Linked DNA regions of Mus musculus: region 2 is linked to region 1. The links are chromatin loops, found by intact Hi-C in ENCODE. Cell type or tissue: gastrocnemius. All regions are shown on one strand. Each heading gives the region's core, and the rest is flanking DNA. Links, peaks and the distances in the headings are about the cores only. Region 1 overlaps Adam19 (a disintegrin and metallopeptidase domain 19 (meltrin beta)). Region 2 overlaps Sox30 (SRY (sex determining region Y)-box 30).

Region 1 (16,887 bases), core at 5,927-13,926:
AGTCAGGAAAATAACTACCTGAAGGGGCTGGAAGAAGATAATCACATCTGCTCTGGTTGCTTCCTTGCCCTGGGAGATGGAGGTAGCCAAGATAGATCTCACTCAGGTTCTTCCTGCTGAGAGCCATGGGAAGGGCTATTACTGAAAAATGACTGCACACGGAAGACCCTTGGGTGAGAGCTGTGGAGGGGTCTGTCTCACCTGGTTCTGTTTGTCCTGTTTAGTTTCAGAAGAATCGACATGACCAGGATGCCACCAAACGCAAGCTCATGGAGATTGCCAACTATGTTGATAAGGTGAGACCAGGTGTGTACTTTCTGGGGGAGATTGCTGCACCTCAGACAGTCTGCAGGGCAAGAAGTCACACACACCTGAGCTCTTGTTGCTGATTTGGGACCCTGAGCTATCAACCAGAGGCAAACAACTCAGCTTCTTGGGTCAGGTTTTTGTCTTTTGTTGGTTTGTGTGAGTGTTTGGGGGCCTTTTGTTTTTCTCTGTTTTAATTTATAAACTACAAGCACTGGCTTAAGTCAGTGGCTTTCAGTTATGTTTATAGTTTTCTGATGGAAATCATGTTTCAAAAATGACATCTTGTGCCCCTGCCCATGTAAAAGTCACATGGAAGCAGATGGCTGGAAACAGACATGCGCCTGGCTCTGACCCCCTGACCTTTCTCACAAATGAAGTGGGTTTTGAGGCACACTGAGCAAGGGAGAGCCCAGTTTAAAAGGCATCAAGGATGTGTTCCCTCTGGGTGAAAGCCCGGGGATTCTTTGACTTAGATGTTGAAGTGGATCGGGATGTTTCTAGGGAGACTACGAATAGTTATACTTCTTCAGTCGGGTTGTTTCAACCATGCACTTAGGAAATTCACAGAAGTTTGAGCTGCACTCATGGGGTATTCTCAGACCGTGAAGTATTCTATGCGAAAGCAAGTTCTAGCACAAAAGGCAGAGAACAAAACTTTGCAATGGCAGCTCCTCTCCACAAGCAAAGCTTTGACGTGTTTGGTCATGTGCCTCCTTTTAAGGGGCAGTCCTGGTGGGTAGAACTAAGGTTGCATGTTTGCCAGTGGCTGACAGTCCCAGCCCTGGGGTCTCTTGTCTCTTTGAGACTCTGATAACCACTTCAGGACCTGTAGAACTTTGAAGGCTTTCTTGGCCAGCGAGAGGTTCACGGATCCTAGATCTCAGGCTGGAGAGATGGTTCATCCGATAACAAATAGAAATTAGAAACTTTCAAACTGGGCGGTGGTGATACATACCTTTAATCCCAGCACTGGGGAGGCAGAGGCAGGTCTCTGAGCTCAAGGCCAGCCTGCTCTACAAAGTGAGTTTCCAGAATAGCCAGGGCTACACAGAGAAACCTTGTCTCTAAAAACCATAAACAAACAAACAAACAAATGTTAAAAATTAAACTTTCAGGGCTTAAAAGGCAGAGTTGATTGCTGTGGAATTACTAGATGAAAAGTTCACAGCCTTGTATTTTTTTTTCTCTGCCCTCAACAGCTGTGGAAAGAGGCCACTGGTATGTAACAGGTGAAAGCCAAACACTAGCCTTTCCTGGAGGGAAGGATTCTAGGGACACAGTAGAGTCCTGTGTCCAGCTCCTAACTCACCAGCAATAGCGTCTCAGCGATCCTGTAACCAAACACCCAACATCTGGAGAAGTGTGTTTTCCCTGGGGATACAGGAAGCTGATCCTACCGCCACCTGTGTAGCAACCATTGTCCCAGACCCGACTCAGGGGAGGTGCAGGGCTTGGCTGGCTGGCTCTAGGAATTTTCTTCCTGCACTGGGTGATTAGAGCCTACCTCTAAGCACTGATGAGAAATGGAAGTGGTATGTCAGTAAACACATCAAACAAATAAACAATAATAACTACAGAAAAAGCAAAGATGCGGAGGGAAAAGAGGGTAGCCGCACACCCCGGGTGTCGGTGGAAACCCTGTGCCTTGTGGATGGTCATCCAAGCCCCCAACTTCCCTCCGGCACGCGTGGTTTAGGGTGAGGCACATGGGCTCCTCCTAAGTCTGCTGAGCCAGTTACTTGGACTGAACATTTTAGAGCTAAAACTGGAAGAACTCTACACATTTGCTGAATCAGGGGCCCAATCCACGGGCCCTGTTTTCTCTGAGGCGTAAGAAAAGCCAAGTTGACTTCCCTTAAAAAGTTCCTGAGTGAAGCAAATTCAGATGCTTCGGGTTTTTCTGTGATGATAGATGTGGCAAAGACAGAGGAACCAGGAGCCCATCTAGACTGCAGTTTCCTGGGGGCAAGAGAAGGATGCGAATGTGTGCGTGCGCGTGTGTGTGTGTGTGTGTGTGTGTGTGTGTGTACTTTATTGTTATATACATATTATATGATCCCAGCTCTTCAGCAGCAGATGGTCACAAGGGCCCTGGGAGTATAATCTGGTTCATCTTGGCTCCAGAGTGTTTCTGCTGAGATTTTGGGCAATGTCTCAACTCCTCTAAGCCTCAGTACCCTTCCTTCTTCATGACAAGTGCTTGATGAACAGCGGGACCACCAGTTATTAATTTTAGCTGGGAAGGAACCCACCATTTTTAGATTGGGGTGATCTAATCCCTTTGTGGCTTCTGTGTTATGTGGTTTTTTTTTTTTTTTTTTTTTTTTAAGTCACTCATGGGCTGGGGAGATGACGCAGTATGTAAAGTATCTGCTGGGTACATAAGGACCTAAGCCCCACCACCCATCTAAAAGCCAGGCATGGTGTCATGAACCTATAGCCATGTGGCTGGTGGGGGAGGCAGGGGACAGAGACAGGCCATCCTTGGACCTCTCAAGCCAACCAGTTAGGGTTAATCAGTTAGTTCCTGATTTAGTGAGAGACCCTGTCTGAAAAAATAACATGGAGAATAAACGGAGGAAGGTAACATGAACCTTGGGACTTCGTGTGTATATGCACACACAGAAGACACATGTACATGTATTATGTGCACACACAGGTCACATGTACATGCAACACTGACACGGTAGCATTGGTCAGGTCCACCAAAGAACCCCTTGATGGTTAGGGTGTTGTTCCCTCTACTTTTTTTTTTAACCTGTTTTCTAAGCCAGATACTCCAGTTTGACCACCAGAATGCATCCCTCTGAAGGTCGTATTTCCCGATTTCTAGAGCCAGAGAGCAATCTCAGCATCTGTGCTCTGAGCTCCTAGGTCGGATGGTGAGAGAAACTGGCCTTTTGGTGTCTTTTCAGTTTTACCGCTCCCTGAACATCCGAATTGCACTTGTCGGCTTGGAGGTGTGGACGCATGGGGATAAGTGTGAAGTTTCAGAGAATCCCTACTCTACCCTCTGGTCCTTTCTTAGTTGGAGGCGCAAGCTGCTTGCTCAGAAGAGCCATGACAATGCTCAGCTAATCACGTAAGCAGCCCTTTTCTGGTCTTGTGGTATCAGCTTTGTCTGCAGAACCCCTGCCTGCCGTAAGGGGTGCGAAATTCACCCTTCCTTTCACAGGGGCCAATGTTGGTTGTGCAAGACCCCACCCTGCTCCCTGGGCCACATAACCAGGCTTTTTCAGACTCAACACATCTTGAAAGAATGTTAAAAAGCCTAAGAATGATAACAGTCCTCTGCAGAGTTCCACGTGAGGCAATTAGCCTCACCCGTAATCAGCTGAGCAGCTGAGGCACTTGGGAGTGAATATTAGGGGAATGAGCAGATGACTCTTGGTCACAGTTGCTAGCCTGAAACAGGCATTCTTGAGCACAGTCAGTTGACCTCCCACTGCAGGATACAGGAAATGGGTCTTCAAGTCCTTCACACCGTTCTCTGGGGTCTCAGGGCTGAAGTCCTGGGAAGGTCAAAATGGTAGACTGTAGGACCTTCGTGCTCAACAAAGGCACAGAGATGATAAACTCCTTTACTTGTTTGTATTTATTTATTTATTTATTTATAACATAGGCGAGTCAGTAATTATTTCATCCTTGATACCTTGATTTACCCTTTCATAATAACTGCGATTTCCAATATTTACCTGTCCCTAAAACCTAGACTCTTAGTGGTCACTTGAGGACAATCCACTCACTGAGAAAGTCTTTGTTTGCTGAAACATTTGGCCTGCACTTTTGGATTGGACACTTTGAATCTGTTTATGGTAGTAAAGCTTCCCAGAGCTAAGTGCAAGTCTCCGAAATGCCAAGCAGGGCTTCATACACTCAGATCGGCATATATTGAATTTATTAAGCAAACATTTATCAAACATCCATTTATTCTCCTCGCCTACTCTGGGTGGATGAGATGGAGAAGGGATAGGTTAAACTGGAAGAAACTGGCTGTTGACAGGTTAGGGCCATCATTTTGGAGCAGAGATGGAAACAGCTTAGCCCTGCACCCAGCTGCAGTTTGTGAGGCTCCCAAAGGGACTCAGCTACTTTCTTGGTCCTTGTGTGATGTGTGGATCACAGCCTCAGCCCCGCAGCTGCATCCAGCATCCTTGCTTTTGCCCCCAAGACACATGCCACTGATGGTAAGACCTGAGCTGCTGGCCACTGGCGGAAATGGACATGATTCACTTGGGCATCACAGCCTGGACCACACCCTTCCCTGTGACCCCTGTGTCTGGCCGTTTTCTATGAATCAGGGATGGGGCACAGCTTTTCAAGCCCTGCCTTTTTCCTTTTGGAGACTTTGGGCACTTTCTGAGGGGGAAAGTGACCTTTTTTTGCTACTATGAGAGGAAGTGAGAGGAGGTGAGAGGTGTGGTATCCTGAAAGAAATCCAGTTGGCTGGGTTAACAGGCTTGTCCTCTTGGGACTAATCTGGGAAGGTCAGGGGATCGGTGCACATCATGGTAGCCATTCACTCCTGCCCCTGGGGAACAGTTCTCTCAGCCCCCACCTGAATTACATGTCTTTTTTCTTCCTGCAGGGGCAGGTCCTTCCAAGGCACCACCATTGGCCTGGCCCCCCTCATGGCCATGTGCTCCGTGTACCAGTCTGGAGGAGTTAGCATGGTGGGTCTCAGACAAGACAATGATGTTGCGCAAGGGGACAATGGCTCCCAAGAGAGGAAGTCAGCTTTGAAAAGCCGATTTGATATTTATAGTCACAGAAGAAAAAAGCATTAAAGAGAGCAAATGTGTCAGATGAAATTCTTAGGTTCAAAGGATAGTAGCCAGGGGTAAAATTTCATTCATCTTTGTGTTCATTTGTAAGCAGTGGTAAAAATGGCCCTCCAGATCGGTTGTGTATTATTCCATAGCGGGCTGGAGGAGGAGGCAGAGCAGGAGCTGAGGGCAGGGGAGTGAACAGAGATAGAAGTGTTTCTCATCTGGGTCTTGAGTCCTTAGGTACCGCATTGTGAAATGAGATCCTGTCTCAAGAGTCAAAGTTAGGAAATTGCCCTCTTTTGAAATTCTGACTTGGCAAGAGTAGGGTTTTTTTTTTTTTTTTTGGCTATGAAGCTGTTGATGGCCTGGAACTCATTGTATAGACCGGGCTAGCCTCCGGCTTGCTATCTAGCTCAAAATGACCTTAGGGTTCTGTTCTTCCTGATTCCATCTCTTGAGTGCTGGGACGACAAGTGTTGGCTAACATACCAAGTTCGATGTGGTGCTGGGATCAAACCCAAGTCTTCACGCATGCTCCTCCAGTACTCTACAGCTACATCCCTAGCCCCTGGATTTTGGCTTGTCTCTTCTAACCTGGACGAGATATAAAGGAAGCCTCGTCTCTCTGCTCATTTGTTATTTTATCCCTCTACCCATCATGTATTTTTATTGACAAGGTAGCATGAACGTTAAACCCCAGATTCTAGAGTCAAATTGGTTTCAAAGAGCAGCCATGCGACTTTGGAGTTAATGTGTGTCTTTAGTTGTAAAGATCATGGCTTATGATCTTAGGGTAAGAGTAAACATTAAGTGAGATAATAAAAGGAATATATATATATATATATATATATATATATATACACATACACTTTTTGTTGTTTTTTGGAGACAGGGTCTCACTACAAAGCACTGACTATCTCAGAACTCACCCATAGACCAGGCTAGCCTTTAACAGAGATCCTCCTATCTCTGCCTCCTGAGAGCTAGTATTAAAGGCATGCACAACCATGCCTGGTATAAACATCCATTTTGCTGCTTTTGTTCTACTGTTTGGTTTTGGGGAATGGGTCTCACTATGTTGCCCAGGGTAGTCTCAAACATCTGGGCTCAAAAGACCCTCCTGCTTCAGCCTCTCAGTTGGCTGGGGCTCTAGGTTTACATCGCTGCACCAGCCCTATTTGTTCTGCTGATGAGGACCACACACTGTACCAGTTTTGTCTGGGGTGGCCCTTTCTGCAGGGGTGCTCTCAGAAAGCAGCCAGTCAAGTGTCTCTGTTGCTCAATTCAAGGTGATGCATCCGAGAGATGCATCCACAGGTCATTCGTGGTCTGCATCTTTTAAGAACACAGGTAGCAGTCTTTTGAGCATTTGCTTTTCAAATGAAGACAAGTGGCTTTAGATTTGTTATAAGCAAGGTATGAAGAGCCAATATGCTCAGCGTTAGGGGAGATCAATGGAGCGCTGTCAGGCTCAGATAAGAAAAAGTCATGCAGGCCAGGTGGTGGTGATGCACGCCTTTAATCCCAGCACTCAGGAGGCAGGGGCAGGTGGATCTCTGAGTTTGAGGTCAGCCTGGTCTACAGAGTGAGTTCCAGGATAGCCAGGGCTACTCAGAAATAAAGCAAAAAAAAAAAAGAGAGAGAGAGAAAGAAAGAAAGAGGAAGGAAAGAAAAGAAAAGGACATGCAAAGCAGAAAGAACCCCCTGACCTTGAATTTGAAATTCTCTGAACAGGACCACTCCGAGAATGCCATTGGTGTAGCCTCCACTGTGGCCCATGAGATTGGCCACAACTTTGGCATGAGCCATGATTCTGCACACTGCTGTTCTGCCAGTGCAGCCGATGGCGGCTGCATCATGGCCGCCGCCACCGGGTGAGTCAACCTGAAGGGTGCCGGTGGGGAGAAGAGTGAGCTGAGAGGTGCAGGGTCAGATGGCCTAGATGGCCCCAGGGAAACTTTCAAGCTGTTGATGAAGGCAGTTTAAATGATGTTTAGATGAAACAGAAGCGAGCAGATGTGTTGTGGGACGCTAAGTTCCTCAGAGAGCAGGTGGTCTGGATTGACGAATAGTTTGTAATTTTCAGCTCTAAAACTGGCTTCAACGTGTTTTGTTTGTTTTGTTTTTGTTTTTGACATCACCTGTGAGAGTCTTGCTCAGTCAAATCTTGAACTTGTGAATTTAAGCAACTCTCCCACGTCAACTACTAAAGTCTTTGGGGCTTTAAGTATGTGCTACCACACCCATATGCCCAGTTCAACCACAACCCTTGGTCTTGCCTCTTCGGGAGCTTTGTAGTTTATAGAGTAAAAGGAGAAAGGGGCCATCCAGTCACTCTTAAGGAATTCCATGAAACAAAGGTACTGAGACTCCAACACTTACAAGGATTGTCTAAACCAGAGCTTTTGGAAGAGGGTTATCTTGTTCCTGAATGCATACATCATGCCATTCTTCAGGACTTGAGCCACTCCCTGGAAGGCAATGTAGTAGGATCCTTATTACACCCCTTCATTCCAAACCACTAGGGTTTGCTTGTGCTTCCCAGAGAATGGTGGTTCAATGCAGCCTTCTCGTTCATAGTGCTAGTGTTTGCTCGCTACTTCCTGACTACCGTGACTCCAAAGGATGGCAGTGACATGCGGGATATGACATGCGGCATAACTTTTGAGTTTGAGTTCATGGTTAAGCCCACCCCTTTCTCAGCCAATCCCAATAGAGTGTGTGTAGACAAATGGGCGACAGCTAAATTCATGACTACTCTAGCTGTTTTTTAAGTTATTCACACACTGTCATAGCTGAATGGTTAGTAGCAAAGTCCTTGGGGACCTACTGTAGTACTGAAAGAAGCCCTCAATGTTTAACCTTTCGTTGTTTTAGAGACTTAAGGGCAGGGCTTTACCAGGGTCTCTTTACAGACCCATGTTGTGATATAGAAGTTTTCCCATATTTACATCTTGTGAGGTATTTCTCTGTGGTTTTCCTACATACATCTGTGATCTATGATGAGTTTAATGTATAAAGCAGGCACAGTCAGAGGTTAAAAACACCAACTCATAATAAACTAGAGCATTTGAAATAGTGATGATGATAATAAAAATATATTGGTCCGTTTTGAATGTTTCAACTCAATAGTTTCAGATCTCTGTTGACTAGGGGTAACCAAAACCAGGGCTGGCAGCTACGAATAAGGAACCGGCTGCACTTTTCGTTTCCATAGGTGCAGGCGACTGGAGCTTTCGTACATACTACCGTGATAAAGCCCACACATTTGGGTGTTGGGCAGTAGAGTTGGCTATGAAAACAGAGATCAGCCCCTGAGTGAATTAAATCTGTGGTCTTGGGCTTTCTGGTTCTGTTTTTTGTCATGAGAAGATAAATACCCATCTGATGTGTTCAGCTTTCAGTATGAAAACCTGTCTTTTTTTTTTCATTTTTTAAAATTAGACATTTTCTTTATTTACATTTCAAATGTTATCCTCTTTCCCCCCTCCCCCTGCTCACCAACCTACCCACTCCCACTTCCCTGTCCTGGCATTCCCCTACACTGGGGCATCAAGCCTTCACAGAACCAAGGGCTTCTCCTCCCATTGATGTCCCACAAGCCATCCGCTGCTACACATGCAGCTGGAGCCATGGGTCCTTCCATGTGTACTCTTTGGTTGGTGGGAAACCTGTCTTAATGTACCTCTCACCCTTTACCTACCTCAGCTTCCTCACTGAAAAGACAGAAATGACTGTTCTGTTTCTCAACTGCCTTTTTCATTTTTAAGAAAAACATAACGGTGTGGCCTATTCATCATCTCATGGTTCAGGGTGAAAGAATTCTAAGTTGGTGTACTGATGAATGTCCTGGTGAGGCAGAGGGCGTGTGTAGGGTTTTCATCCAAGTGAACTAAGCCTCTTGAGTGGCAGGCAGGACAGCAAGCTGTCGGTGTGCTTCAGCTCCGCTAACGCCTCCTTCTTCTCTGTCAGGCACCCTTTCCCCAAAGTGTTCAGTTGGTGTAACAGGAAGGAGCTGGACAGGTATCTGCAGACAGGAGGAGGGATGTGTCTCTCCAACATGCCGGACACTAGGACGCTGTATGGAGGCCGGAGGTGTGGCAACGGGTACCTGGAAGACGGTGAAGAATGTGACTGTGGAGAAGAGGAGGTAAGTGTCAGGACCTTACTAGAGAGAGGGACGAATCTGTATTGTCTTCAGAGCTTAAGGACATTTGAAAGCACAATGTGACAGATAAGTTCCTATCAAAAGGACAATGCGGTCCTTCCTATGGAAAGGACAAAGGGACAGATTTTTCCCAGTTGCCAGCACTTCTTACACATGACTACCGAAGGCCCTCTGTGTGTCAGAGGCAGACAGTGAGTCTGCCAGGTGGACCGTTTCGATGGCCTCTGCAGCTGTGGTCAGGACAGTCCTATCCAGGATCAGGGTGGAGCCCCTTTGAGCAGCTGCTCTAGCCACAGACCATGATCCCAGGGCACGTAGCTCTCTCTCCTCCTCCCCAGAGGAGCCCCAGATGGCGTCTTTGGCCCTCCAGCTGCACTGAATTTATTTCTGGAGGCCACACAGCTGGATGAGCTCATGACCATGAGCCTGGTGAGGAGCCCTAACCCAAGCTCGTGCTGTCCAGCCCGGAGAAGAGAAGATTTGAAGGGAGTGTTGGAAGTACTGTCAGGTCAGGGGAGATCTGCCGAGAAAGGAGAAGCAGAACTCTTGGTGGATAGTCCTCTCCTCCTATCAGGGCTTCAGAGCGAGTGTGGAGAGCGCACACCCTAGCTCTGTCATCTTTATTAGAAGGATGTTTTTCTGAAAAAGAAGAAGAAGAAGAAGAAGGAAAGCAGAACTATATTGTTTCGTGTCTATTTTTTGAAGATCAGAAAGTATGTTAACCCATGCTTGACAGTTAGTGAACTGTAAGTAAGCAGTGTGTAGCTATGGGACTGAGGTAGCCATATTACTCTCCATGTCGAGATGCCCTCTTGTTTTTATTTTGCACGTATTTCATGTGTGTTTGTGTGCGTATGTTCCCCCTCTCCAACTTCACCACCTGGCATTCAGGGACCAAACTCGGGCTGTCAGGCTTGGCACCAAGTGCCTTCACCCACTGAGCCATGTTGTGACCTTCTTTTAAAACTCTAACCCTGTAATTTTCAGAATAAAAGAACTAGTGAAAGACCAATGAACTAAAAGTGAGGGTCAGCCCTGGCCTTTCAGCATAGGGAGAGTCCTTTGAAGGGTGACGGGCATGGTGGACTTTGCAAGCTCAGTATGACCACATAAGTATGGGATAATACCTACTCGAAATCACCACGTAGTCCCATTTACATTGTGGTGTCTCCGAGGATGGAGCACTTGTGTCTTTTCTCTTACAGATACTCATTACCTTAGTAAAGAAGTGCAAGTGATGCTCTAGGGAACGGGAAGCAGAGCGCGCCAGGCAGGCCGGGGAATGGAGGTGGCAAGGGCGCCCCCTGCTGGGCTCTGACTCTTGCCCTTCTGCTGCCTTTGTAGGAATGTAAGAACCCTTGCTGCAATGCCTCCAACTGCACTCTGAAGGAAGGGGCAGAGTGTGCCCATGGTTCCTGCTGCCACCAGTGCAAGGTAAGTGTCTCCTTTCCTCTGCCTCAGGCTTTGAGGTGACAGCCTAGTGGGTGGCGGCTGGGTTTCAGCCTGCATCAAAAATTTCAGACACAGGGCCGGGGAGGGTGGTTCTTATCACTGGCCACTTGTGGTAAGAATCCATGCTTTCATGCTCAGGGCTCTGGATTCAACCCCATCACTGGGAGGAAGAGAAGGGAGAAAGGGTGGGTGTGTGTTAGATATTTGGAACTGAGAATGTCCCTTTAACTAAGCCTACCAATTTTCTATCCTGGGCCTCATTATGCTCAAATCACCTCATATACATATAAATACATATACACATATATATCCTATATTAAGATATGAATATATAAATATGTCACTAATATATATATAAATATATAAGCAGAAATATAAATAAAAATATACATATGTATGTACGTATAAAATCAAAATAAAGATATATACACATATAACTGTGTATATATCTTTTTATTTAAATAGTTGATATATCTGATATAGGGCTATATACATACATATATATGTGCATTTGTAGATATATGTACATATATCTTTATTTTGATTTTATATGTATGTGTATATATATATGCATGTGTATATATATGTGTGTGTGAATATATGTATATGTATGTATATTCTTTTATTTTGAGACAAGACCTCACTAAATTGCTCAGGGTGGCTTTGAACTTGCTCTGGAGTCCAGGCAAGTGCTGACATCATCTCCCAGGAGAGATCTAAGGCACCAGGCCCAGTGAGACTTCATTTTTCCTTGAACACATGAAAAAGCAAACCCTGATTCTGATGAACATAAATGGCCATCGTGGTGGATGTCGGGCACCAGGAGGAGAATTTTATATGCTAACTGACTCAGTCTTCCCCACAGCCCCATGGGGTACACATTACTGCCTCTGTTTTAAGGTGAGGAAAATGGGTCATTAGGAGATGGGTGGTGTCAGGACCTGAACCCAAGTTCTCCCTGACTCTGAAGCATGCATTCTTAATATCAATGCGGAAAATAATCTATTACCATTAATAGTCATATAGCACTGAATTTGAGAACTTCTTTTTTGGGGGGTGGGGTTTCGAGACAGGGTTTCTCTGTGTAGCCCTGGCTGTCCTGGGACTCACTTTCTAGACCAGGCTGGCCTCGAACTCAGAAATCTACCTGCCTCTGCCTCCCGAGTGCTGGGATTAAAGGCATGCGCCACCACGCCTGGCTTGAGAACTTCTTAATCCAAATCTGACAAGTCAGGAAGTCCCAAAATATATAAATAAAAAAATTAACAGATTTGGTGATAAAATCTGACCTAAATGGATATCAGACTAATTATAGTTTTTATAAAAAGATTACCTAAAATAACTTTATTTCATCATAATATACCATATATTAATATTTTTGGTTATAAAGCTTATCCTGAGCCTTGTTAAAGGTTATGTAGTATATATTTTTATAATTATACACATCTATCATATTCATATAGATTTGTTAGATGCACACACTATTATGATATTTGAACTTTTGAGTTATTAACCTGAAACTCTGAGTACTAGAGAAGTTTGAGTATGGAGCTGTGGCCTGTCCCACCCTCAGCTTGGCGAGCGCACACAGTGCTCACGTGTTGTTCAAGTACCCTACTGAGCATGCTTGCTCTTAGCAGCCAGAGAGAGGGCTGGGATCTGGAATCATGGGCAAACAAGAACCAAAGGTCAAACGCACAGTAGGACTTGGCTCAGTAGAACTTGGACACCTTCTGTTTTGACATGGAAGCCCCCAGGGAGGCTATGCTGAGTTGAGTTCTTCAAGTCTCAGACCAAGGCTGGAGAATAAGCACGGAGTGACCTTTCACTCAACTCCAGGATTTCAGACTGAGCCTCTCAAAGGATTCCTTGACTTAAAGCGCTACCTGTGTGAACTTGGGGAATTTTTAAACTGCCGGAGTCTCAGCTCTGTCTACACACCCGCATGAGCATCAGAAATGCTGATATAAAGTAGCTATATCAGTTTCATGGACATTGTGAGGGGCAGATGAGAGAAGTATTTGGATAACAGTCAGCCCCATGCTCTGCATACCACTGAGGGTGTGCTGTTTAGAGCCACAAGCTGGATGTAGTGAGACATGTCTACAGTTCTGCTATTCCAGAGGCTTAGCCAGGAGGATTGCCCTGAGTTCAAGGCCAGTCTGTGTTAAATAATGGGTTTGAGGCTAGTTTCAAGAACAAACCAAGAAGTTGTAAACTTACATGAACAAAGCAGTAATGTTGTAAATTGAAAATCTACATGAATGCCAATTTTCTGTGTGTGGGTATATGCATGTATGCATGTAGGCATGTACCCTTATCAGGAAACTGGTCTGCCACATACCACGTGACTTTGAATATATTATGTCTTGCTCCTTTAGTTATATAAGACTATAATGCAAACTAATAAAGTCGTAGTGACACTTAAGTGAAAGATGGTTGTAATGGCAGAGAGAAAACTATAGATTGTTAGAGAAACATTATTTCTCAACTGCTGTGGGAAGGAATTGCGTTGAGTTGGTCCATGTGGGTACAAGTTTGAAGGAACTCAGTCACTGTTTATGCGAAGGCCGACGATGGCTTGAGCTCATTGAAGTCGTGTGATAAGTGCGGTGATAACAAGGTCGTCAAAACTGTTTTCCACAGATAGGATGTTCATGAGCTCTTGGCTGAAAGGGTTGGGGGCAGGGAAGAAATGACTACTCTTCTCTTCTCATTCCTCTACCTAGCTGGTGGCTCCTGGAACCCAGTGTCGGGAGCAGGTTCGGCAATGTGACCTCCCCGAGTTCTGCACCGGCAAGTCTCCCCACTGCCCCACCAACTATTATCAGATGGATGGCACCCCCTGCGAGGGTGGCCAGGCCTACTGCTACAACGGCATGTGCCTCACTTACCAGGAACAGTGCCAGCAGCTGTGGGGACCTGGTAAGAGCCCTCCTGGATGGAGAGCATGGTCTCTTCCGCCCACCACCTCTGAGCCTGTCTCCCCGCTGGCCCTTTAGCTTGGCCTAGAACACCTTCAAATACCACATCTCATGCTCTTAGCTCAAGAGTGACAGTATTTCTCATATTCCCTTGAAGCTTTTAGTTCTAACACTGGACAGACAGTTAATAGTACTCCCTCCCCAACACACCAATGAAGCAGAAATGGAGAATAAAAGAAAATGAAAAAGACCCTTAAGCTACAAAAAATGTTTAGCTTCAGTCATATTGAGAGAAAGCAAATTGAAACTACCATCAAGTGGGGTTTTTTCATGGATCAGATCTCAAAGACAGCAGTGATATAGTAATAACAACAACCATCCTAATATATTAGCATGGAGGGTATGTCTTAGTCAGGGTTTGTATTACTGCACAAAACATCATGACCAAGAAGAAAGTTGGGGAGGAAAGGGTTTATTCAGCTTACACTTCCATACTGCTGTTCATCACCAAAGGAAGTCAGGACGTGAACTCACACAGGGCAGGAACCTGGAGGCAGGAGCTGATACAGAGGCCATGGAGGGATATTTCTTACTGACTTGCTTCCCCTGGCTTGCTCAGCCTGCTTCCTTATAGAACCCAGGACCACCAGCCCAGGGATGGCACCACCCACAATGGGCCCTCCCATCCTTGATCATTACTTGAGAAAATGTCTTACAGCTGGATCTCATGGAGGCATTTCCTCAAGGGAGGCTCCTTTCTCTGTGATAACTCCAGCATGTGGTTTTGACACACAAAACCAGCCAGTATGGAAAGACCAATGTAGAAAGCATTTTAGAGATAGCAAAAATTTTAATGTATTTACCAGTTCCATTAATTACATTAGGCTTAAATTGTTTTCCACTTACCCTTTTTTTTTTTCTGAGAAGTTTTTACATGGCATGGAACAATTTGTGAGTATATAAAAGTAGGTATATACAGCAAACATTTATTGATAATAAATCACAAGGAAATTTATTTTAAAATAATCTTTCATATATAATTTTACCAAAGCAAATGTATACTTTGACAAATCGGTGTGTTTGTTTGGTTTTTTTTTTTTTTTTTTTTTTACATAGAGAATTAAGTCTTGGCTAAATGGTTGAAAGTGCAGGACATAGAGGGTCTGAAACAGTTTTCAGAGTTGGCTGATTTTATAGTTGTCAGGGATGGGAACACCAACCCACATCGATATGTGGTGTAAAAGTGATAGAAGTATGTTTAGGGCCTTACCAGAAATGGTTGGAAATTCTAATCTGACACCAAATCATGATTCGTTCAGTGACTTTTATCTTTATTTTTTTGAGACAGGGACAGGGACAGGGACTTTATTTTTTGAGACAGTGTGTGTGGCCTGCTTGCCTGAAACTTACTACGTAATCCAGGCTGGCTTGCAACTCCTAGAGATCTACCTGCCTCTTCCTCTCTAGTGCTAGGATTAAAGGCAGGCACCACACTCAGCTAGTGTTTTGTTGTTGTTGTTGTTGTTTTGTTTGTTTTAATGGAACTGAAGTCAGGAACGCAAACAGCAATTTTATAAATCAAACTTTCTAACATAATATTAACATTAATCTGAAGTTTATCTGCTGAGGAATGACAGTAGGGAAAACATTTTTTGTTTTCTTTAATGAATCCATTGCATAAGAGACAACATACATACAACAAAAATATAACCAGTCATAATATAAAGTAGCCTCAAGTCTGAGCTTGTCTCAGTAGCATTCATTTGTTGTGTGCATCTGTGTTGAAAGCCAAGCTGTAGTAAAGTCACGTGACACTTGGCATGGGTGAACTCTGAATTCATGACACATTCTGTTTTCAGTTAGTTTTGGGTCATTGCACATTTAGAATCTCTTTAGTGTTGCCAGTTTTTTTTTGAGCTCCATCCCCATTCAGGTGTGGGATTCTATCTGCCTCCGTTTTCAGAAGCTGGGCAGTACACTACTTAGAAACAACCTCGGGTTGTATTTGCTTATGGATGTAAAGATGCTTTGTAAGATGTTGTTACACTGTTGCAAATTGTAGCGGCAGCATCCTTAAGTCAGACAACTGAATGCCCTGAGGCTGAATTCTGTATCCGACAAACTAAAACCCCAAAGGGCAGAGCAGAAAGAGAAGAGACGATGCTTCCGTCCTTCACTGCGTTCTTTCAAGAAGATGCCCCAAGATCAAATCTAAGGGATGCAAAAGGTAGAGAAGACATTTTCTTCTCTAAAAGACACACTGCTAAAGATTGTTGCTTTTCCATGATATAAGAGGGAAAACAAGGTGGATGTGAAGGAAAAACTCCAAAGATCTATTTTAGCTCTTTTAATGTTTGGGGCATGAATTACTAATCTTTTACGGTCCAGAAATAGGATAGCTCTTCTTCATTAGCTAGCAGGCTTAGCATGCAGCTGCCATAGATACAAATCTTCAATGAAGGGTTAAAAACCAGGCTAAAAATATTTTCTCTGAATTGGCCTTGATGGATGGTGGAAGTGTCATGCATGCCGTTGCCCAAGCCTAGCTGGCTCTGTCACGGGGAGCCGCTGGCGGGCTTATGCACTGACAAATGTTTCTTGCATACCTAGGAGCCCGGCCTGCCCTCGATCTTTGCTTTGAGAGGGTGAATGCTGCTGGTGACACCTATGGAAACTGTGGCAAGGGCTTGAATGGCCAATACAGGAAGTGCAGTCCCAGGTGAGGACCACAGCTCTGACCCGGTGGGAGGAAGAGTGGCCAATCGATCCCTGCTCTGACCTCTTCATTCCCACCTGACTTGGTGTGGATAGCCTACTATTGGCTTTTAAACACACCAGTTTAAGCCTCTCTCTGTTCTCTACCTATTGCTTGGTGATGCACTCACTGTTTGGTTGGCTCTAAGGAAGTGAAAAAGAGGAGTGGGCAGCATTGCTTCCTAGGAAGCTGATCAAGGCTGCTTTGGAGTCTCTGGCCTATAAGTGCAGGACAAGGTAGTTGGACATGCCTTTATCCCGGCACCGGGGAGTCAGAGGCAGGTGATCATGCGGATCTCGGTCAGTTTGAGACCAGCCTGGTCTACAAAGCAAGTGTCAGAATAGCCAGGACTGTTACTTAGAGAAATCCTGTCTTTTTTCTTTTTAAAGTGAGGCAGGAGATGACTGATCTGAGATGACAATGTTCCAGCATCTAAATGTTGTGGATCCCAGACGGCTCTTTTTTGGACCATTTTTGCAGAGTGCTAAAGTTATGCCTGCTCCTGAGAGC
Region 2 (16,887 bases), core at 5,538-13,537, 110 kb before region 1:
TTCCATCACTGTTTAGTAAGAGACCGAGTTTTCTTTGTCCACCTTACACTAAATGTTTCATTTTTATGGCTTTTGCGAATGGGTTGATCTCTTAATTTTCTTTTCAGCAATTTCATTGTATGACCTGTGTTTGGAATCTTAGAACGCATCATAATGATGTGGGAGAATGCAAGTTTGAGGGCAACCATGGCCATATACTGAACTCAAGGGCAGCCAAGGCTGCACAGAGAAAGCCCAATTTTTGTATGCTTAATGCTATTCTTCAGTTCTGATAGCTTTGTGATGGGGAATTTAGTTTTTTCTACATATAAAATCATGTCATATGCAAATATGGATAATGTAATTTCCAGTCTAGATATCCTATTTTCTCTTTCCTGATGCTCATGCTAAGACTTTTCAGTACTGTGTTAAGTAAGAGTGGTGAGGTCAGATCCCTTTGTGGTTTATAGCCTTAGAGGAAATGTTTGCAGTCTCCTTGCTCAGTGTCATATGGCTGTGGGTTTGCATACATAGCCTTTAGTATTTGGAGGATCTCCTTCGATATATTATCTGGTAAAAGTGTTCTGCCATGTAAAATATTAAATCTTATTGCACACTCTTTATGTGTGGAGATGAAAATATATTACAGTCCTGACTTGTGGTGCTGTGTTTTGCTTATTGGTTTGTATATGTTGAATCCTTGAATTTCACTTTATCATTTTGATCTTTTCCATGTACCAACAAATATAGGTCAATTATATTTTATTGAAAAGTTTTGCAGCCATGTTTATACAAAATATGGATTATAGTTTTCCTGATTTTCATACCAGGATATTGAGAAAAGCTGGACCTATAAAAGTGTTTGGCAGAGTTCCTTCCATTTCAATTTTTTGAAGTTCTCAAAGAATTGCAACTAGTTCTCTAAATGAACAGCATAAGTCAGTAGTCAATTCACTAGGTCTTAGATGGTCCTTTACACTTAAGGCTTCAGGCTCACGACTCAGTACTGGTTTGCTTAGTTTAGACTTTCCCTCCTTTTCTCCCTTCCTCCACCTCTCCTTTCTTCTCCCCTGCCCCAGTTTACTTTTTCGAGTTTTGTTTCTCTGCATAGCCAGCTTCACTGTTTTCATTGAACTCAGTATGAATCCTAGTTGGCCTCAAACCTGAATCCTCCTGCCACTTCCACCTCTGTCCTAGAGTTACAAACAAACCACCATGTCTACGTGGGCTCGATTGACTCAGTTGTGGTGGTCTATATGTGATGCTCATGGATCCATCCCGCTTCTAGGCTCCGAGTTATTTCTTTTTTTTTTTTTCCATTTTTTATTAGGTATTTAGATCATTTACATTTCCAATTCTATACCAAAAGTCCCCCATACCCACCCACCCCCAATCCCCTACCCACCCACTCCCCCTTTTTGGCCCTGGCGTTCCCCTGTACTGGGGCATATAAAGTTTGCGTGTCCAATGGGCCTCTCTTTCCAGTGATGGCCGACTAGGCCATCTTTTGATACATATGCAGCTAGAGTCAAGAGCTCCGGGGTACTGGTTAGTTCATAATGTTGTTCCGCCTATAGGGTTGCAGATCCCTTTAACTCCTTGGCTACTTTCTCTAGCTCCTCCATTGGGAGCCCTGTGATCCATCCATTAGCTGACTGTGAGCATCCACTTCTGTGTTTGCTAGGCCCCGGCATAGTCTCACAAGAGACAGCTACATCTGGGTCCTTTCGATAAAATCTTGCTAGTGTATGCAATGGTGTCAGCGTTTGGATGCTGATTATGGGGTGGATCCCTGGATATGGAAGTCTCTACATGGACCATCCTTTCATCTCAGCTCCAAACTTTGTCTCTGTAACTCCTTCCAAGGGTGTTTTGTTCCCACTTCTAAGGAGGGGCATAGTGTCCACACTTCAGTCTTCATTTTTCTTGAGTTTCATGTGTTTAGGAAATTGTATCTTATACCTTGGGTATCCTAGGTTTTGGGCTAATATCCACTTATCAGTGAGTACATATTGTGTGAGTTCCTTTGTGAATGTGTTACCTCACTCAGGATGATGCCCTCCAGGTCCATCCATTTGGCTAGGAATTTCATAAATTCATTCTTTTTAATAGCTGAGTAGTACTCCATTGTGTAGATGTACCACATTTTCTGTATCCATTCCTCTGTTGAGGGGCATCTGGGTTCTTTCCAGCTTCTGGCTATTATAAATAAGGCTGCTATGAACATAGTGGAGCATGTGTCCTTCTTACCAGTTGGGGCATCTTCTGGATATATGCCCAGGAGAGGTATTGCTGGATCCTCCGGTAGTACTATGTCCAATTTCCTGAGGAACCGCCAGACTGATTTCCAGAGTGGTTGTACAAGCCTGCAATCCCACCAACAATGGAGGAGTGTTCCTCTTTCTCCACATCCACGCCAGCATCTGCTGTCACCTGAATTTTTGATCTTAGCCATTCTGACTGGTGTGAGGTGGAATCTCAGGGTTGTTTTGAGTTGCATTTCCCTGATGATTAGGGATGTTGAACATTTTTTCAGGTGCTTCTCTGCCATTCGGTATTCCTCAGGTGAGAATTCTTTGTTCAGTTCTGAGCCCCATTTTTAAATGGGGTTATTTGATTTTCTGAAGTCCACCTTATTGAGTTCTTTATATATGTTGGATATTAGTCCCCTATCTGATTTAGGATAGGTAAAGATCCTTTCCCAATCTGTTGGTGGTCTTTTTGTCTTATTGACGGTGTCTTTTGCCTTGCAGAAACTTTGGAGTTTCATTAGGTCCCATTTGTCGATTCTCGATCTTACAGCACAAGCCATTGCTGTTCTGTTCAGGAATTTTTCCCCTGTGCCCATATCTTCAAGGCTTTTCCCCACTTTCCCCTCTATAAGTTTCAGTGTCTCTGGTTTTATGTGAAGTTCCTTGATCCACTTAGATTTGACCTTAGTACAAGGAGATAAGTATGGATCGATGCGCATTCTTCTACATGATAACAACCAGTTGTGCCAGCACCAATTGTTGAAAATGCTGTCTTTCTTCCACTGGATGGTTTTAGCTCCCTTGTCGAAGATCAAGTGACCATAGGTGTGTGGGTTCATTTCTGGGTCTTCAATTCTATTCCATTGGTCTACTTGTCTGTCTCTATACCAGTACCATGCAGTTTTTATCACAATTGCTCTGTAGTAAAGCTTTAGGTCAGGCATGGTGATTCCACCAGAGGTTCTTTTATCCTTGAGAAGAGTTTTTGCTATCCTAGGTTTTTTGTTATTCCAGATGAATTTGCAAATTGCTCCTTCTAATTCGTTGAAGAATTGAGTTGGAATTTTGATGGGGATTGCATTGAATCTGTAGATTGCTTTTGGCAAGATAGCCATTTTTACAATGTTGATCCTGCCAATCCATGAGCATGGGAGATCTTTCCATCTTCTGAGATCTTCTTTAATTTCTTTCTTCAGAGATTTGAAGTTTTTATCATATAGATCTTTCACTTCCTTAGTTAGAGTCACGCCAAGATATTTTATATTATTTGTGACTATTGAGAAGGGTGTTGTTTCCCTAATTTCTTTCTCAGCCTGTTTATTCTTTGTATAGAGAAAGGCCATTGACTTGTTTGAGTTTATTTTATATCCAGCTACTTCACCGAAGCTGTTTATCAGGTTTAGGAGTTCTCTGGTAGAATTTTTAGGGTCACTTATATATACTATCATATCATCTGCAAAAAGTGATATTTTGACTTCTTCTTTTCCAATTTGTATCCCCTTAATCTCCTTTTGTTGTCGAATTGCTCTGGCTAATACTTCAAGTACTATGTTGAAAAGGTAGGGAGAAAGTGGGCAGCCTTGTCTAGTCCCTGATTTTAGTGGGATTGCTTCCAGCTTCTCTCCATTTACTTTGATGTTGGCTACTGGTTTGCTGTAGATTGCTTTTATCATGTTTTGGTATGGGCCTTGAATTGCTGATCTTTCCAACACTTTTATCATGAATGGGTGTTGGATCTTGTCAAATGCTTTTTCTGCATCTAACGAGATGATCATGTGGTTTTTGTCTTTGAGTTTGTTTATATAATGGATTACATTGATGGATTTTCGTATATTAAACCATCCCTGCATCCCTGGAATAAAACCTACTTGGTCAGGATGGATGATTGCTTTAATGTGTTCTTGGATTCGGTTAGCGAGAATTTTATTGAGGATTTTTGCATTGATATTCATAAGAGAAATTGGTCTGAAGTTCTCTATCTTTGTTGGGTCTTTCTGTGGTTTAGGTATCAGAGTAATAGTGGCTTCATAAAATGAGTTGGGTAGAGTACCTTCTACTTCTATTTTGTGAAATAGTTTGTGCAGAACTGGAATTAGATCTTCTTTGAAGGTCTGATAGAACTCTGCACTAAACCCGTCTGGTCCTGGGCTTTTTTTGGCTGGGAGACTATTGATAACTGCTTCTATATCTTTAGGTGATATGGGACTGTTTAGATGGTCAACTTGATCCTGATTCAACTTTGGTACCTGGTATCTGTCCAGAAATTTGTCCATTTCATCCAGGTTTTCCAGTTTTGTTGAGTATAGCCTTTTGTAGAAGGATCTGATGGTGTTTTGGATTTCTTCAGGATCTGTTGTTATGTCTCCCTTTTCATTTCTGATTTTGTTAATTAGGATTTTGTCCCTGTGCCCTTTAGTGAGTCTAGCTAAGGGTTTATCTATCTTGTTGATTTTTTCAAAGAACCAACTCCTCGTTTGGTTAATTCTTTGAATAGTTCTTCTTGTTTCCACTTGGTTGATTTCACCCCTGAGTTTGATTATTTCCTGCCGTCTACTCCTCTTGGGTGAATTTTCTTCCTTTTTTTCTAGAGCTTTTAGATGTGTTGTCAAGCTGCTAGTATGTGCTCTCTCCCGTTTCTTCTTGGAGGCACTCAGAGCTATGAGTTTCCCTCTTAGAAATGCTTTCATTGTGCCCCATAGGTTTGGGTACGTTGTGGCTTCATTTTCATTAAACTCTAAAAAGTCTTTAATTTCTTTCTTTATTCCTTCCTTGACCAAGGTATCATTGAGAAGAGTGTTGTTCAGTTTCCATGTGAATGTTGGCTTTCCATTATTTATGTTGTTATTGAAGATCAGTCTTAGGCCATGGTGGTCTGATAGGATACATGGGACAATTTCAATATTTTTGTATCTGTTGAGGCCTGTTTTGTGACCAATTATATGGTCAATTTTGGAGAAGGTCCCGTGAGTTGCTGAGAAGAAGGTATATCCTTTTGTTTTAGGATAAAATGTTCTGTAGATATCTGTCAGGTCCATTTGTTTCATAACTTCTGTTAGTTTCACTGTGTCCCTGTTTAGTTTCTGTTTCCACGATCTGTCCATTGATGAAAGTGGTGTGTTGAAGTCTCCCACTATTATTGTGTGAGGTTCACGTGTGCTTTGAGCTTTACTAAAGTGTCTTTAATGAATGTGGCTGCCTTTGCATTTGGAGCGTAGATATTCAGAATTGAGAGTTCCTCTTGGAGGATTTTACCTTTGATGAGTATGAAGTGTCCCTCCTTGTCTTTTTTAATAACTTTGGGTTGGAAGTCGATTTTATCCGATATTAAAATGGCTACTCCAGCTTGTTTCTTCAGACCATTTGCTTGGAAAATTGTTTTCCAGCCTTTCACTCTGAGGTAGTGTCTGTCTTTTTCCCTGAGATGGGTTTCCTGTAAGCAGCAGAATGTTGGGTCCTGTTTGTGTAGCCAGTCTGTTATTCTATGTCTTTTTATTGGGGAGTTGAGACCATTGATATTAAGAGATATTAAGGAAAAGTAATTGTTGCTTCCTGTTGTTTTTGTTGTTAAAGTTGGCATTCTGTTCTTGTGGCTGTCTTCTTTTAGTTTTGTTGAGGGATTATCTTCTTGTTTTTTCTAGGGCGTGGTTCCCGTCCTTGTATTGGTTTTTTTCTGTTATTATCCTTTGAAGGGCTGGATTCGTGGAGAGATAATGGGTGAATTTAGTTTTGTCGTGGAATACTTTGGTTTCTCCATCTATGGTAATTGAGAGTTTGGCTGGGTATAGTAGCCTGGGCTGGAATTTGTGTTCTCTTAGTGTCTGTATAACATCTGTCCAGGCTCTTCTGGCTTTCATAGTCTCTGGTGAAAAATCTGGTGTAATTCTGATAGGCTTGCCTTTATATGTTACTTGACCTTTTTCCCTTACTGCTTTTAGTATTCTATCTTTATTTAGTGCATTTGTTGTTCTGATTATTATGTGTCGGGAGGAATTTCTTTTCTGGTCCAGTCTATTTGGAGTTCTGTAGGCTTCTTGTATGTTCATGGATATCTCTTTCTTTAGATTTGGGAAGTTTTCTTCAATAATCTTGTTGAAGATGTTTGCTGGTCCTTTGAGTTGAAAATCTTCATTCTCATCCACTCCTATTATCCGTAGGTTCAGTCTTCTCATTGTGTCCTGGATTTCTTGGATGTTTTGAGTTAGGATCTTTTTGCATTTTCCATTTTCTTTGATTGTTGTGCCGATGTTCTCTATGGAATCTTCTGCACCTGAGATTCTCTCTTCCATTTCTTGTATTCTGTTGCTGATGCTCGCATCTATGGTTCCAGATTTCTTTCCTAGTGTTTCTATCTCCACTGTTGCCTCACTTTGGGTTTTCTTTATTGTGTCTACTTCCCTTTTTAGGTCTTGGATGGTTTTATTCATTTCCATCACCTGTTTGGTTGTGTTTTCCTGCAATTCTTTAAGGGATTTTTGTGTTTCCTCTTTAATGTCTTCTACCTGTTTGGTTATGTTTTCCTGTAATTCTTTAAGGGATTTTTGTGTTTCCTCTTTAATGTCTTCTACTTGTTTAGCAGTGTTCTCCTGTATTTCTTTAAGTGAGTTATTTATGTCCTTCTTGATGTCCTCTACCATCATCATGAGATATGCTTTTAAATCCAGGTCTAGCTTTTCAGGTGTGTTGGGGTGCCCTGGACTGGGCGAAGTGGGAGTGCTGGGTTCTGATGATGGTGAGTAGTCCTGGTTTCTGTTAGTAAGATTCTTACGTTTACCTTTCGCCATCTGGTAATCTCTGGAGTTAGTTGTTATAGTTGTCTCTGTTTAGAGATTGTTCCTCTGGTGATTTTGTTACACTATATCAGCAGACCAGGGAGACTAGCTCTCTTCCCTGAGTTTCAGTGGTCAGAGCAGTCTCTGCAGGCAAGCTCTCCTCTTTCAGGGAGGTGCACAGTTATCTGGTGTTTGGACCTCCTCCTGGCCGAAGATGAAGGCCCAAAACAGAATTTTTCCCAGAAGCTGTGTTGCTTTGGCCTGCAGACTGCCCGCTGCGGAGTCCCAGAATCAAGGTGGCCCCCGCGGAACGTGAGGCAGAAGCCTCACGGGCTGTGCGGACACCTGTGCTCTGACCAGGAAGGTGGCCCGTTGTCTGGAGCCAAAAATGGCGCCGCCTCAGAGGCTCTGTGGCTCTCGCCCGGTCCAGAAGCTGCTGGCCTCTGTGTTCCACACTCTCACCCGCAGACCGCCTGCCGCGGAGTCCCGGAACCAAGATGGCCCCCACAGAATGTGAGGCAGAAGCCTCTCGGGCCGGGTGAACCCCTGTGCTCTCACCAGGAAGGTGGCCGGTTGTCTGGAGCTGGAAATGGCGCCGCCTCAGAGGCTCTGTGGCTCTCGCCCGTTCCAGAAGCTGCTTGCCTCTGTGTTCCACACTCTCACCCGCAGACCACCGGCCGCGGGGTCTCGGAGCCAAGGTGACCCCCGCGGAATGTGAGGCAGAAGCCTCCCGGCCCGAGTTATTTCAGTATGTAGTTTCTCAGGAGAGTTTTTATGACCCTTTGTGTTTCTGGGCTGTTTGTTACATTATCTTTTTCATCTTTGATTTTGTTTGAGATTCATTCTCTCTCTCTCTCTCTCTCCCTTTCTCCCTCCCTGTGTGTGTGTGTGTAGTCTAGCTTGAAGTTTGTCTGTCTTGTTTTCCTTGTTGTTCATCTTTTCTTTTAGTTTATTTTTTCCCTATTTCTTTGCTTCTACTATTTTTTGGTCTGTTTTGTTGCTGCTTTTCTGAGTCCTTGAGATGCACTGCTCAATGTTGGCTTTAGGTTGTTTGGTTTTCTGATATATGGGGATATTGCTATGTATTTTTCTTTGATTATATTACACAGTTTGGGGAGGTTTGTTTTCACTTACTGCCAGGAAATGTTTATGTTCCTTTAATTTTCTAGTTAATTTAATTTTCTAGCTTCTGCTCCCCATCCACTGTTTCTACACTTTCCATTCTTCTTACTGCTATGGATGTGTAAGTTTGCCCCATTGTGTTCTGAGGAGGTGCATGATATTATTTCAGTTTTAAAAACATTACCCTAGCCAGGCGTGGAGGTGCACACCTTTAATCCCAGCACTCGGGAAGCAGAGGCAGGCGGATTTCTGAGTTCGAGGCCAGCCTGGTCTACAGAGTGAGTTCCAGGACAGCCAGGGCTACACAGAAAAGCCCTATCTCGAAAAAACAAAACAAAACAAAAACCCCAAAGACAAAACAAACAAACAAAACCAACCCAAAAACATTACCCTAAATCAAGTGCTGCATGAGTTATCCGAGAGGATGTTCATGTGACATTGAGAAGAATGTGTTCAATTCTGTTGGATGAAATGTGTCAGTAAGATCCATTTGCTCTGTGCGAAATCCTCAGCCAGTACCTAGAAACATACAATATTCTTTCTGTGTATCAGCTAATATTATTCTAATCAAGTTAACAGATATTTTTCCTAATGGAGGGAATACTTTTATAGCTATTCATTTTTACCAGTACAACCCTGGACAAGCTTTGTCATAATTGACTTGAGAATATAACACTAACTTGTTTTTCCCATACAGTACAGTCATGCAAAATTGGTGTTTCAAACTATAGCACATGTCTGGTATATATCAAGATTTAAGGTCTTTAAATTTTCTACCATGCCTTGAAACGGGCTCTTTTGAAAGACAGTTACTAACTGAGCAGTTATGCCTGCGTTAGAGGAGGACTCTATATGGGAAGTAGATTTGATATGCTCTCTGACTTCTGCATAGAGTTCAACGGATGGAAGAGCCTGAAGGCAGAGAGCTGTGAACAAAGTCATGGCAGCGATTGACAGTGTCTCAGGGCACAGGCTTTAAATCCTAAGTACCTGAAGTAGAGTGATGCAGTATGGGTGTAAACCTAAAAAAAATGTAAGCACTATCTTATATCTGCGGTGTTCAATGTTAGCAAGGGACCTTATAATACAAGGTTTGGGAGTGGGACATATTCCGAGAGTTTGAGACAGTGGTCTGGTACATCTTCATACATTGGAAAGGGAAAAGAGCTGGCCTTCCATCCTACCATCCTTCCTCCTTTCCTCCCTTTGTCTTCTCTCCCCTGCCCGCTTCCTCCTTCCTCTTTCCTTCTTCAGAAGATGCAGTGCAGTGACTGGCATTCCAGGAGTTTTGCAAATGAATGTGATCATAGTGTTGGCTGTCACTAGATGGCGCGCACGAGCCCAATTTCTGTGTATTTCCTCTTCGCCTCCAAAGAGATTATTACTTACAGAGAATTGGCAACTGGATTTGAATGACAAGATTATTAGCTTTGCCTTTCAAAAGTCACTTGTAAACCTGCAATGGTTTTTTTGAAGTCTTGCTCCATTGTGTTTTGTTTGTTTGCAAAACCCTTTGAAAGCACAGTGCGGTATCAGTTTTAATGCCTTAGAGTACAAAGAGTATTTATTCTAAATGTACTTTGTTACAGTGTCATTTGTAAAAGTCAGCTGGAGTTTTCTGTTCCAGGGCTTCAGTATTCAGCATCTCTTCCTTTCAGCACATTCTAGAACAGGAGAACCCTTCTCCTACCCTTCATGCCTGCCCTTTTCATTGTCACACAACTTGTGTTTCCATTTCCAACACTGTGTGGTGTGAGGTAGTATAGAGGCCAGGATGGGACGATCTTTATCCTGGTTATCAAAGGTAAGGAGCTAGAAACTAGGAAGAGGTGATCATGTCGGCGGCTGCATCCATCCACACTGCCTTTGCTCTGTTTTGGGTGGGGATGGATAGGAATCTTCATGTCGAAGAAATACTCTCCAGGCCGTACAGGGACTGCACTTAACTCATAGTCTGTGGCCCAGGCACTGGGGGCAAGAATCTGATGTCATTTTTGTTTTTGTTTTTCTGTCACAGCACGTGCCCTTATAGTCGGCCTCCCTTTGGCTATGGAAATTTTCCAAGTTCAATGCCAGAATGTCTTGGTTACTATGAAGACAGATACCAAAAACATGAGGCTATCTTTTCAGCTTTAAATAGAGACTATCCTTTCAGAGACTATCCAGATGAGCACACACACAGTGAAGACTCTCGGAGCTGTGAGAGCATGGACGGGCCCCCTTACTACAGCAGCCATGGCCACGGTGGGGAAGAGTACTTGAATGCCATGCCCACTCTGGACATTGGAGCCTTGGAGAATGTCTTCACAGCCCCAGCCTCAGCCCCCTCTGGTGTCCAGCAAGTCAATGTCACTGACAGCGACGAGGAGGAAGAAGAAAAAGTGCTCAGGAATTTATAGTTTAAAATATGCGCAGAAAATAAACATTTCTTAAAATATATTCTGGGTCAGTTGGTGTGAGAAAAAAAGCCTAGAATGCTTTGCTGAGTGTTTTCAGCCATGATCTGAGGAGTCAGGACCAAGTGCCGTTCATGTCTTCCCAAGTTCTCTTAGTGACCCTGGACTCCCGATGCCTCAGCGTAGGGATCTTAAAATCCAAAGTAGTTACTTTCATGGCTGAAATTTGCACCAACATGTGATAGCATTACGTTATCTTGGAAAATTCAAAATTCAGAAAGCTCCTGTGGCATATGAGGACACATGTGAGTATATCATCTGCACAGCAAGTGTGATATCTCAGGGTACATTATTTTATTTTTCTGAAAATTTTTGGTGTTTATATATTTATAGATGTTGTCAGTTTTTATGTAACATTTTGAAAATATTTTGATAACTTGTAGACATGGACTAGAACTCAGTTGCTAAATTTAATTTACACTAATAACCAATTATAAGTTAAAAATGTATTTTAATGACACCTAGCAGTTCCTTCAGATATATTCATTTCTGTTACTGAACATTTTATCATCATTTTAACTATCTTTCCCATTTGGTATGCATTGTTATATTGTTGTTGTAACTAAATAAACAGATGAAAATGCTCTTGTTAAATGTTTTCTGTTGAGAGGAGGGAGGTAAGCGCACAGAGTGCGGGTCAGGGGTGGTTAGCTTTTATGACACTACAGACACTTTATTAGACAGCAGCAGAGTGGCACAGAACCCTGTTGGTTTGTGTATTAATTACGTGTGTCATTGCTGCAACAAAATACCTGAGAAAAGCAACTCAAGGAAGGATTTATTTTGCTTCATGGTTTGATGGTGCAGTGCATCATGGGGGAATGCATGGCATTAGGAACTGAGGTGGCTGGCCATATTCCAGCTGTGCTCAAGAAGCAGCAGATGAATCCTGGGACTAAGCTTGCTTCCTCTTTGTAAGATGAAAACCCCAGCCCATGGCACAATGCCATCCACATTTAGAGCATGCCGTCCCCTCTCAGTTAACCTGATCTACAAACTTCCTCAGATAGTCCAAAAAAAATTGTCTCCTATGTGATTCTAGATCCTTTCAGGTCACCAATCATTGTAAACCACAGTTTGCAAGAGGTTTGAAATTGTACCATCAAACATATTCCAGTGTATATTCTAATGCTATTGTGCAAGTCTGCCTATGATTTAAACACTCCCCAAAGGGGTTATATTGGGTTCATCTCTCTTGAATTGAAGACCATGGAATTTACTTACAATTCTATACACCTATAGACTTAACTCATAGTAAAAATCAACAAAAATGCCATTCATGATGTCATAGCTTGGCAAGTATCCATTTGTGAATAAAAAAGACCCCCTTCAGAATAGAATAAGATGGCCAACTGTGAGGTCATTTTAAAAAACATCTACAAGGAAGAAAGTGAATTGGTGGGAAATTGCCACAAATCAAGACACTTCCCTCAGGCATCTGTGTAAATTGTGTAAACTGAAGTCTTCATTCTTAAACCTTGTAAGTGTGAACTTCCAGTGACTGAAGGGTGGAGATGAGATTTTTGAAAGAAGCCCTTGCTGTTGTCATCTGAAAGTTAATGACAAAGCATTGCTGCAAAGCTGTTGGGAAAAATGTTTGTTTTCTGAGGTAAACCTCTGAACATCTTTTAAGACTCAAGAGTATGTCCAGGAACGCTTCTTCTAGAACTTCAGATCAGCTGGGAACCATAATTGTCCCATAGTGGAACAGGCATTTGAGCAGATTGGTGTTCAGGATGTATCATTCACAGCTGCAGCCTTCTTACTGAACTAAAAGTTACTGTTGGGGATGCATTTCAGCACCCTCAAGTTGTGGGTATAATGTTTGCAAGTCTATAATTTCTTCAGCTTTGATACTCTGTGTGTGTGTGTGTGTGTGCGCGTGCGCGTGTGCGTGTGCGTGTGTGTGTGTGTGTGTGCGCGCACCTGTGAATGCAGGCCTGGAGGCCAGAGGATGGCATGGCTATCTTCAGTCGCTCTCACTGAGCCTGGCACACTGTCTCCGACTTCCCTAGTTCTGGTTTACAGATGTGCACCACTGTGCTTAGCTTCTACATGGATTCTGAGGATATGAACTCAGGTCCTCAAGTGTGCAAAGCAACTTCCCCAGTTGAGCCATCTCTCCAGCTTTGATACTCTTTAGTTGTTCAGCACAGGCAATTTTGATGTAAAGAACAAATCTTGAATTTCTTGAATGATACAAATATCATTTGTCATTTTATGTGTGAACTAAAGGAAGATTATTTATGTGTTTACTGTTAAACGGTTGCTGTCTAGGAGCAATGCATGCAAAAGCTTGACCTGTTTTATCCCATTTCGTTTAAAAGGCTTTCATCATAGACCTTCTCTTACAGACTGCTTGGTTGAAGAAATCACTGTGTAAAACAGCAAAAAGGTAAAGTTCATAGTTCGCCATTTCCTAATTACCTGTTTCCAGGGTAGCCTTTCACCTCCGACTTCTTCCATTGTTGGTTTTAACAGAATTATTACTCATTGTGGAGTAATAATAAACATTGTGGAGTAAAAATAAATATTACTGTTTGTGTGTATGCCATTGTGAGCCATGCCAGCAGAAGTCAGGAAAGGGCATAGGATCTTACAGAGCTGGAGTTACAAGAGGTTGTGAGCCATTCAACACAGGGGCCTGGAACCGAACTTTGGTCCTCTGGAAGAGCAGGGGGTGCCTTTAACCAGTGTGCCATGTCTCCAGCCCCTTCTACAACTGAGCACTAGCTAGGGCTAGGGAATCTCTTGATCACCTCTCCTCTACACTGGCATCAGAGGTCAGGAGTTCAGGCTGGTTCTAGAACCACGGTGTAAATTGGATTAGAAACCTGCATATTACTTAGGGAAGACCAACCACAGACAATCATGCATACCTACAAAGTACTCACACCTGTTCCCTTACAAGTTTTCAAGCCAATGACTAGAGGTCCACATACTATACACACCATCCCTCGAGGGCATCTGCTTCTCACTAAGGAGGGAAATCTCAGTGCTCCAAGCCACAAGTGCTTTCTGACAGTCTCATTGTCTTGTTTGCTCTTGTTAAGTTGGACTTTGTGGGATTTGTTATGCAAATAGACTCCTTTTCAAAGTATATTATAATGTCAGTAGGCTTCAGGTGTCACTCAAAGTGTTCAGGACTCTAGACATAAGTGCACCAAGTATTTGCAAACTAAAAACCCATTGTACTGCAGGGAGATGGGAGGCTGCCTTCCTGAGAAGCCAAGTTAAGAGAGAGGAGTGTTTCTCAGGGTGTGCTAATTAGACCCCAGCATTTCAGATGTTCTGACTGAATTTGGTCAATTTTGGAAGCTGGTGTCATGCTCCACTTGAAAGACAGCAATATCCATTGTCATCATAATATCACAAAAGTCTGACATCTCAGGTTCCCACACTTACCTGTTGAGACTCCCTTTTTGTTTTTGTTTATTTATTTATTTATTTATTTATTTATTTATTTATTTATTTATTTATTATATGTAAGTACACTGTAGCTGTCTTCAGATGCACCAGAAGAGGGCATCAGATCTCATTACAGGTGGCTGTGAGCCACCATGTGGTTGCTGGGATTTGAACTTCGGACCTTCGGAAGAGCAGTCAGGTGCTCTTACCCACTGAGCCATCTCACCAGCCCCTCCCTTTTTGTTTTAACAGTGACATCACCCAGGACACACTTCAGAAAATGCCTACAAGTGACAGCTGGTGGTTTAGGTTTGTGAACTTCACACATGGATTTCCACAACAGTTAGTTACCTTAAGTGCTTTGCCAAACAAAAGCAGTGTCTTAATAAACTTTTTTTTAAAAAAATTGTGTCTTAACAGTCTTCAAAGATGAAAGAATTGAAACTTGTAATCATTGTAATTCACTGCTGGCTATTAAACCGGGTTTTTAATGAACGATGACAGTGTATCCAAGAACTTATGGAGACAGGTGTGCTTTTAGCTGTCAACCAGCTGTCAGGAGAGTTCTGCCTGGGGCGAAAGTTGGAGCTACATTCGACATGTTTAAGAAAAATGCATTAGGGTAAATTCACTGTACCAAGTGAGGGATTTCTTAAGGGCAGTCCCACCTGCTTTGACCACATTCACATCCCACTACCCTTTACTCGATTTTCCCACTAATCTCCTGTCTCTTTCCTGAAAGTCTCCCCCAACCTGTGGGTGTGTGTGTGTGTGTGTCTGTGTGTGTGTGTGTGTCTGTGTGTGATAAAATCTAGGTTCTACACATGACAGAAAACATGACTGAATCTGGCCTATTTTGCTTCATACAGTATCTCTCCATTCACCTCCCTTCCTTCCGATGACATACTTCAATTTGTCTTTACAGCTGAATAAAACTTTATTGTGGGGCTTCTGAGACAGCTCCGTGGTCACATGGCTTGCCTCACAGCCTAAAAATCTTGAGTTCCAGCCCCAGGTCCCATGTGGTTCCAGCCCCATTACCCACTATCTGGCTGGATTATATCTGATGAGCTTCTTAGCAGTTCTTATACCTCCCCTTGACACTGCACCATTTGAAAAAGGTTTTCAAGTTTGTCTTACAAACCATGTAACCACAACATCAGAAGATAGAAAAAGGGCTCTAACCTACCAAACCTATGATGAAATCTCCAGGCAATCTCTCTTTCTGACAAAAAGAGGATTTTCTCTGTGCTGGGATGTGAGGTTGGAATTGGGTGGAAGTTACTGTTGGCATGAGAACTGAGCAGCTGGGGCACATAGAGTTCCCCCAGGTCCAGTTTGGACCACAACATGAAGGGTGGTGAGCAGATCTCATGGAAGACCATTCTAATCCCTCCTGGGCCATGCTCTGTGTCTGCCCTGCCTGATCCCAGCTCATTCCTCAGGTCTCAGTTTACACAAATCCTAGCTCTCACCAGTGACTGCAATCCTTCATTCTTTTGGTAACAGAACCCTACAATTCTATTCAATGTGGTCATTCTGAAACACTATTTCAGCCCTTGAAGTAGGGTATGGTCAAGTAGCTGAGTTCTGGACTCCTAAGATACCAAGGGATAGTCCCAAAAATATGTTTAAAAGGAGATGCTATGCCTCTCTTTGTCACTGTGACCTTTCTATTATCTGGACTATGGTAGAGATGGCTGGAATCTTGGCAACCATCTTGGACTCTATAGGCCTCATTCTGAAAATGGTCAAGAAGACAAGATGAGCACCACATCTGGACTGGGTGGATTGTTAACACTGTATGAAAGCAAAAGAAACATCTAACCACACTAATCCCCAATAACTTGGTTTCCTCTGCCACATGAAGCTGAACCGGACTCTTCCTAATACAGGCTTTTGTCTTCCAGGATGCATGCAAAAGCCCTCACAGCCTGAGCCAAGTTCCTGCTTTATGTTCCCACAAGGCAGGTGTGCACATCTCCCATCTAAACTCCTCTGTGATCAACCAGGACCGGTGCTGTTTTACAGACCCGAAAGATGTGACTGGTGAACAGGATGACGGATGCAGCCTCTCATTCTTAACATCACAGGCCAGGAAATTCACTGGGCAGCAGACAAGCAGTGCTCCCCAAGTCTGCCTAACTGTAGACCCACGTGTGCCCTAAGTAGTACCTAGGCACCTCAAAGAGAATAACATCCCGATTCCCCAGAGTCTTGACTATTAAAGGCTGAGCCCTGAAAAGCTATGTCTTGTCAAGGCTCCCCGGGTGATTGTAAAGCCCACTAGGAAACGATTGACAAATGGTGTTGGGGAACTTCCTGATAACACCAGCAAAACTTCCCCTCTCCTTCCTTCCTTGCCTATGTTGCTTTCAAGGTCCAACAGTTCAGTGCCTTTCCACACGTAAGCTCAAGGCAATTGCCCAACTGAGAATTGCTCCTGACAACATAAAGATGGAGGTGGGGTAAACAGCAGGTTCAGAATCCTCCCAGGATGACATGGACACTGGAAACTATTAACCGAGAAATTCTTTTAGTTATTTTTATCTATTTTTCGCACCGTCCTGGTGATTCTGGTCTATTACTCCAGCTACTTGGAGAGTGAGGCAGGAGGATCTCGGGTCCGTGTCTACCTGTGCTACAGGGTGTGTTCAAATCCAGCCTGGGCAATTTAGTGAGAACCTCGTCCTGAAATAAGAATTTGTGAGAGGTTGGCGAGATGGCTCAGCAGGTAAAAGCACATGCCATGCAAGCCTGGCCTGTTGTGTTTGTCCCTGGAACCTATGGTGAAAGGAAAGAACCGACTCCCCAGAGTGATCCCCTGACCGCTACACACACCATGACATGCACGCACATGAACCCACAACACTCTCACAGCAAAATAATATTAAAGACATT

The links. Hi-C counts contacts between places; a loop is a spot of excess contacts. Peaks named below come from ENCODE experiments on the same cell type or tissue, not always from the same donor. Only the 100,000 strongest peaks of a DNase experiment are listed, where the experiment ranks them.
Region 2: a loop joins it to region 1, with 5 times the contacts of the local background. A loop is called at or near these places in 3 of 42 quality-filtered maps.

What each region holds. Positions count from the first base shown.
Region 1 is chr11:46,118,196-46,135,082 of GRCm38, forward strand. Adam19 (a disintegrin and metallopeptidase domain 19 (meltrin beta)) reads left to right here. Exons shown (of 23, transcript NM_009616.4): 8 at 225-296; 9 at 3,225-3,391; 10 at 4,898-4,982; 11 at 6,813-6,952; 12 at 9,051-9,228; 13 at 10,591-10,680; 14 at 13,428-13,623; 15 at 16,233-16,341. Among named protein-coding and RNA genes, the nearest start is that of Mir8100, 24 kb to the left of the region's middle. In gastrocnemius, for the core only: a CTCF peak has its summit at 10,551 (motif pointing left); a DNase peak (open chromatin) is centred at 10,558; H3K4me3 peaks cover 665 bases; H3K27ac peaks cover 1,727 bases.
Region 2 is chr11:46,006,836-46,023,722 of GRCm38, forward strand. Sox30 (SRY (sex determining region Y)-box 30) reads left to right here. Exons shown (of 5, transcript NM_173384.2): 5 at 10,140-11,157. The coding sequence ends at 10,521. Among named protein-coding and RNA genes, the nearest start is that of Sox30, 35 kb to the left of the region's middle. In gastrocnemius, for the core only: a CTCF peak has its summit at 9,447 (motif pointing right); DNase peaks (open chromatin) are centred at 9,453 and 11,482.